2 separate regions of the Homo sapiens genome follow, and region 1 is linked to region 2. Evidence: chromatin contacts called from ENCODE Hi-C or POLR2A ChIA-PET data. All regions are on one chromosome and are shown on one strand. The core of a region is the stretch at or near the end of the contact, and the rest is flanking DNA. Distances in the headings are between cores, read along the strand shown. Region 1 overlaps DOCK2 (dedicator of cytokinesis 2). Region 2 overlaps DOCK2 (dedicator of cytokinesis 2).

Evidence for each region. Hi-C counts contacts between places; a loop is a spot of excess contacts on that map. ChIA-PET counts read pairs that join two places held with the same protein, here RNA polymerase II (POLR2A). Pooled maps may share reads with other maps.
Region 1: a loop to region 2 is called in a pooled map, with 2.7 times the contacts of the local background. The contact joins two enhancer-like sites. A Hi-C loop is called at or near these places in 1 of 168 maps with a recorded cell type or tissue (PC-3), 10 of 37 single-sample maps with no recorded cell type and 12 of 50 pooled maps. POLR2A ChIA-PET finds 5 or more read pairs at or near these places in 2 of 52 experiments (activated CD4-positive, alpha-beta memory T cell and activated T-cell).

Annotation. Positions count from the first base shown.
Region 1 is chr5:169,694,830-169,697,628 of GRCh38, reverse strand. DOCK2 (dedicator of cytokinesis 2) reads right to left here. Exons shown (of 52, transcript NM_004946.3): 10 at 1,691-1,826. Among named protein-coding and RNA genes, the nearest start is that of DOCK2, 59 kb to the right of the region's middle. RefSeq lists an enhancer at 952-2,151. Within about 2 kb of position 1,473, at least 5 of the 41 ENCODE cell types and tissues checked have a DNase peak (open chromatin) inside an H3K27ac peak, as active enhancers do; they include PC-3, where a contact is called at or near this core.
Region 2 is chr5:169,649,683-169,652,432 of GRCh38, reverse strand. The region is part of intron 1 of DOCK2 (dedicator of cytokinesis 2); the gene reads right to left. Among named protein-coding and RNA genes, the nearest start is that of DOCK2, 14 kb to the right of the region's middle. RefSeq lists a silencer at 2,287-2,346. Within about 2 kb of position 1,317, at least 8 of the 41 ENCODE cell types and tissues checked have a DNase peak (open chromatin) inside an H3K27ac peak, as active enhancers do; they include PC-3, where a contact is called at or near this core.

The DNA of each region.
Region 1 (2,799 bases), core at 224-2,723, 45 kb before region 2:
ACAGGAGGAGAAACCGAGCATCCATTCTCTCTAACTGACTCTCCTCATCCATCCTCAGGGCTGTGATTAGGGCAGGGCAATTTCCCTTTGGCTCCAAAGTTATTCATAGGACCTGGTAGATCAGATAATCATCTCTCCCTGCCCAGAGTAAAGACTATGGAGATGAGGACGTGACCTATATTAAAGCTCCTGGGGCTTCTGCTGAAACTAATGGGAAAGAGGTACATTCTTTCCACTGGTTGCTAAGTTGGTAGGATGCAAGCTTGGAACAGCTGGCTGATAATTTGCCAACTAGTTGGACAGCCATCTTCTTAGTAAGCCAGCATGAAGACATAGGGGCTGAGCAAGAAAGAGACAAATTCTTCATAGTAAGCCAGCATGAGGACATGGGAGCAAGAAAGAGACAAACTGATTTGAGTTCCTGGATCCAGCTATGCCTGAAGCGATCTATTCATAAGCTCTTCAGTTACACCAATAAAGTACCTTTTCTTTTCCTTCTTCTACCAGTTTAGATCAGATTTCTGTCATCTGACACCAAAAGAGAGGGCAGGCTACAGCTGAGGACAAAGACACACTTTGCAGTAAGGTTGAAGGATCCTTACTGCCTTAACAGAAACACCATGATGTCAGAAATGCCCCCACAAGTAGAATCAGAGCATTTTAGAGCAGTAGAGGATTTCATGAATTAACCAGGTATGAGTCCTTCATTTTGCACATAATAAAACTAAGGCTCTGGGGAAAATGCTTGCCCAATATCACTGGCTGGCTAGCTAGCCGCAGTGCCAGGTTAAAAAAAAAAAAAAAACAGTGAGCTCAGTAAAACATCCTCCACTCCACCGCTTTGCAAGCAGTGCCAGGGGACTAGTTGGAGAGTAAGCAGGTCTGCGATTACAGATCAGAGCATCTTGAAGTGAGAAACCTGAAACACTGAGGTTAGCTATGGTACATAGGGGTTATGCACGGTATACTCTTAAAATTTTATATTTTAATAAAAAGAAAACTGGCATATCAAATTGCCATTTTCACAGGAATTTAAATCGCCTTTGATGAAAAACATACATTATGTAAAGCAGGTTGATTAAAAGAAACTATATTTGGTAAATAACAGTACAAGTGGTAGTCAAACATAACTAAAACCATAAAAGTGGGGCAAGAATGACGAAGCCTTAGAAACCCCAGGAGAGCTAAAGCTTAAGAGGAATGCAGAGCTGATGTTGCTGTACAGCAGCCTCATGCAGGGCTCTGCCTCAGGTCACGCCAATTCTCCAAATGTCCGTTTCCATCTGGAATTTAGATGTGTGGTAGGTGACTCATTCTGTGTAACTGCATTTCCTGTCCTAGATGTACTTTTTAAATGATTTGCTCCTCATAATTAGATCCTGCCTGTATTGTTTTTCCTTTTTCACAGAGCTGGGGAGCAAAGGTGTCAACTGCTCAGACGGCCCCGGTCTCCCGATGCTCTACTCCAGACAAGAGGAGCCCATGATTCACTGTGTTCATCATAAATCTGGACTTAGTCACCAATTATTTTGATTTAGTCACCAGAAATGTAGTTATTAAGGGCTGTCTGGCATAAATTTTGCAGGGGTGGGGGCAGCAGGAGGCGGTTGGGAAACAAATCATCATTACAATTCAGCCACATAAAATGTGCGCTCCCATAAAAATCAATGATGCAGAGTGTGCCCCTTACCTGCCACCCCAAAGGGCCTCCTCAGTCCCTGCGTGCACTTCTTTGCACCAGTATCCTTAAGATCCATCTTGCCGACCCGGACTATTTGACAAATCAAGTAAATTTTATCCCTGTTGAGGTCTTTGTTTCCAAGATCCTGGGGGGAAAGAAACAAAAAATTGACCATCATGTGCTGAATGGGGGAAAAAAGGTAGACAAGAAAACCCAGTAATAGTAATTTCTGAGGGATGTATATAATACTTGCTATACATGGACCAATCATACAATAAGTCCTGGAAAAGATAGAAACAAGGCTCTCACATCCATTTCACAGATAAGCAAGGTAAGGTTTGCAAAGGAAAATGAGTGATAAAACTCTAGTGTTTAATCCCAATTCTTCCCTCTCAAAATGATAGGGCAAGAGAAGGGTAGAGGTGGAATATCAGCTGTACAGACAGGATTCCCCATATGCCGAGGTGATAGATCCAAAAGTAGCATTTGCTACAGATGACTCGGATGACACCATCGGTCACATCATTGCTCAGAACCTCTGAGAGAGAAGACAAAAGGAAGAGAAAAAAATCATAACAGCTACCATTTCCTGCACATCTAAAGTGTGGCCATCAGTTGGGTTGAGGTAGTGCTAACAACCCCAATATCTCAGTGCTTACAACACAGCAGAAGTTTACTTCTGGTGCAGTCTACAGGGCCAATGCAGAGGGGTGGGGGCTCTGATTACTTACTTACTCTGGGCCCTTGGCTGGCAGCTCTGTCTCAGCACGGGTGCGCTCACTGTCTCTGCCACAGGGGAAAGGAATGTGGCAAATCACTTCTGGCTTTTAAATCATCTACCCAAGAGAGATGCACATCACTTTTTGCTTGCATGTCATTTGCCAAAGAAAGGCATATGGCCGCACCTGACTTCAAGGGGTCAGGAAACTGCAGTCAACTATCTGTTTGTTTATTTATTTATTTTATTTATTTTGAGACAGGGCTTCACTCTGTCACACAGGCTAGAGGGCAGTAGCATGATCACAGCTCACTGCAGCCTCAGTCTCCCAGGCTCAAATAATCCTCCCACCTCAGCCTCTTGAGTAGCTGGGACTACAGGCATGAGCCACCATGCCTAC
Region 2 (2,750 bases), core at 68-2,567:
TAAAGCTTAGGAGTTAAGAGCTAGTTGTCTCTGGAGTCAGACAGATGTGGCTTTTGAGGCCAGTTCTGTCTTTTCCTGGCTCTGGCCTCAAGCCTAGGGCTGCAGTGTACAACTGCCCAGGCTGTGCCCTGCACAAGGCCACCCAGCCAAGAGAGCAGTGAAGGCTGGCACCCAACCTGCGATCTGCTTGCCAAGGCTTGCACCCTGCCCTGGCACTGTGCCCACCAGAGGAAGGATATCTTTTTGTAATCCACACAAAGGCACTGTAGGAGCCAGGGGCAGCCTGCTTGAGCAAGTGGCTGAATCTCCCTAAGCCTCAGTTCCTCTGACTGTAGAATGCAAGAAATAATGGTCCCTACCTTACTGGGTTCCTGGGAGGCTCAGCTGAAATTAATGCCCATACACGACTTGACTTAATGTCCAGCTATAGTAAGTGCTCAGTAAATGTAGTCACTTTTCTTTTTATTAGCATTATATTATCTCCTGAACAAGGCTCACTCCTCCAGAGCTTTGTGTAGCCTTTAAATCTCCTTTCCTGCACTTTGCAACCAACTGCTCTGTCGACCAACACTTAATCAAATTAATCCTTTGTCCAAAAGCAAATCTAGAGAGGGCCCTCGGGGGATGCTGAGGCTTCTCTCCTCCTGCATAAACGCAGCCTGTTTCTTCATTCCCTCCGCACTTGGCCTGATTTCAACCCCCTTCCCCTCATAGGCTGCTGTTGCTTGGACATACTCCAGTTTGCTGGTGTCCTCACTGGGTAGACTCTGCTCCCTGCTCTTTCAGCCCAAGTGGTCTGCCTGAGGACTTGGCAGTAGAACTGGACAGGATGGTGGAAGCAACTGAGGCTTCCAACAGAAGAAAACCAGGCACAATGTGTGTTAGTCTCTGGAGCACGAGCAAATCAGGGGTGTCCATCAGATATGTGGAGGTGGGGCAGGACCGTGTGTTACTCCGTGACCAGCTCCTCCCTGCTTTCCTCGGGAATCTTCCCTCATCCTCTGCCCAGCAATGTCAGGTGAGAAGGTGCCAGTAGATTGGCTTAAGATGTCCTGGACAGATCTTGAAACTGGGTATTCAAAGTGAAGATCCGTATTCATTCCAAGTACTCACTGATTACAAAAATGAAAGTAACTGACTTTGGCACTTAATTTATAAATCTATTTCTGCCTTTGCATAAGGGCCTCTTAAGGCTCCATTTGAAGAAAAGCAGACATGACTGACAAAGGAAGTGGCTTTGCCTATGAATACCCAATTCTGTTTAGTCTTCTAGATGACTAACAGGAAGCTCCAAGCCAGAATTCCCCTCTGCTACGTTTGATGGCTTATCTCTGTCCTTCAGTTTGCTTCTGACCAGTCTAAGATGGGCCTAACCACTCTCAACTTTTGAACAAGGGATGAAAAAGGCAGAAAAACAAGAGGAAGAAATCATAGCCTGCTCCACCCTGCCCAGTGCCTGTCCACAAAAGATAGACAAATCAGGGAAGCCTACCCACAGCCCTCAGGCCCTCGGCCATTCCCGCAAATACTCATTCCAGCTTCCCCATCGTGCCAGGTCGCCAAGCCCTGGGGAATACTGACACATTCCCTAGGAAAGACTTGACCTCTCCTTGTACCAAAGCACCATACATAGGAACCAAAACAGAAACTGGTATCCTGACAAGCCCACCCAGAACAAAGCATTTATGGCCAAGGATCAAAGGGATGTTCCCAAGTATGGAGCCATCTTGGGTCACTGACTCCAGCAAGGACTCACATTGGAAATCCCAGGTTGGCAAGCCACCGGACTGCTATTTTGAGGCAGATGGAACTTCTAGCAACCCTGGAAATCGAATCCACTGATTAGCTACCAATTCCACCTAAACATATTGAAGTACTCTATTCATCAGGAGTTCAAATAGAGGGAGCTAAGGTGAAAGTAAACACCATTGTTCTAGCACAGTGGCTCACAAAAACAACTAAAGAAGGGTCTCTGTGCTTTGTGCAATTTTAGGAGATAAGTTCAATGTTTCTCTTTGATTTATATATAAGGAAACTGAGGAAGGGGTGGGTAAACAACTTCTCCACCTAATAAGATATATAGATAGATCTCGGAGTCTAAATTCTAACTACTGCACACCCTGTTTCCTAAGAAAATGGTAAATATTTAGAGCACATTTTAAATGCCAAGTATATACTCCATGGTGTTTTCAACAGATATCCATGTGAACATCTAGTGTGTGCTAGATACTGTCCTAACTACTGTAGACACAGTATGTAGTACCTACTGGGTGCTAGATATTGCTCTGAGTACTATAGTCACAGTGATAGATAAGACAGACAAAATCCCCAGCACTGCCAGGTGCGGCGGCTCACGCCTGTAATCCCAACACTAGGGGAGGCAGGTGGATCACTTGAGGTCAGGAGTTTGAGACCAGCCTGGCCAACATGGTGAAACCCCGACTGTACTAAAAATACAAAAATTAACCAAGTGTGGTGGGGTACACCTGTAGTCCCAGCTACTCGGGGGACTGAGGCAGGAGAATTGCTTGAACCTGGGAGGCAGAGGTTGCAGTCAGCCGAGATTACACCACTGCACTCCAGCCCGGGTGACAGAGCAAGACGCCGGCAAAAAAAAAAAGAAAGAAAAAAAAATCCCTAGCACTTTACTTGTATCAGCCCATTTAATCTTCATAGTAACCTCAAGTTATTACTCTTCCTGTAACATACAAGAAACTCAAAGAGATGTTAAGGAACTTGCTCATAGCCAC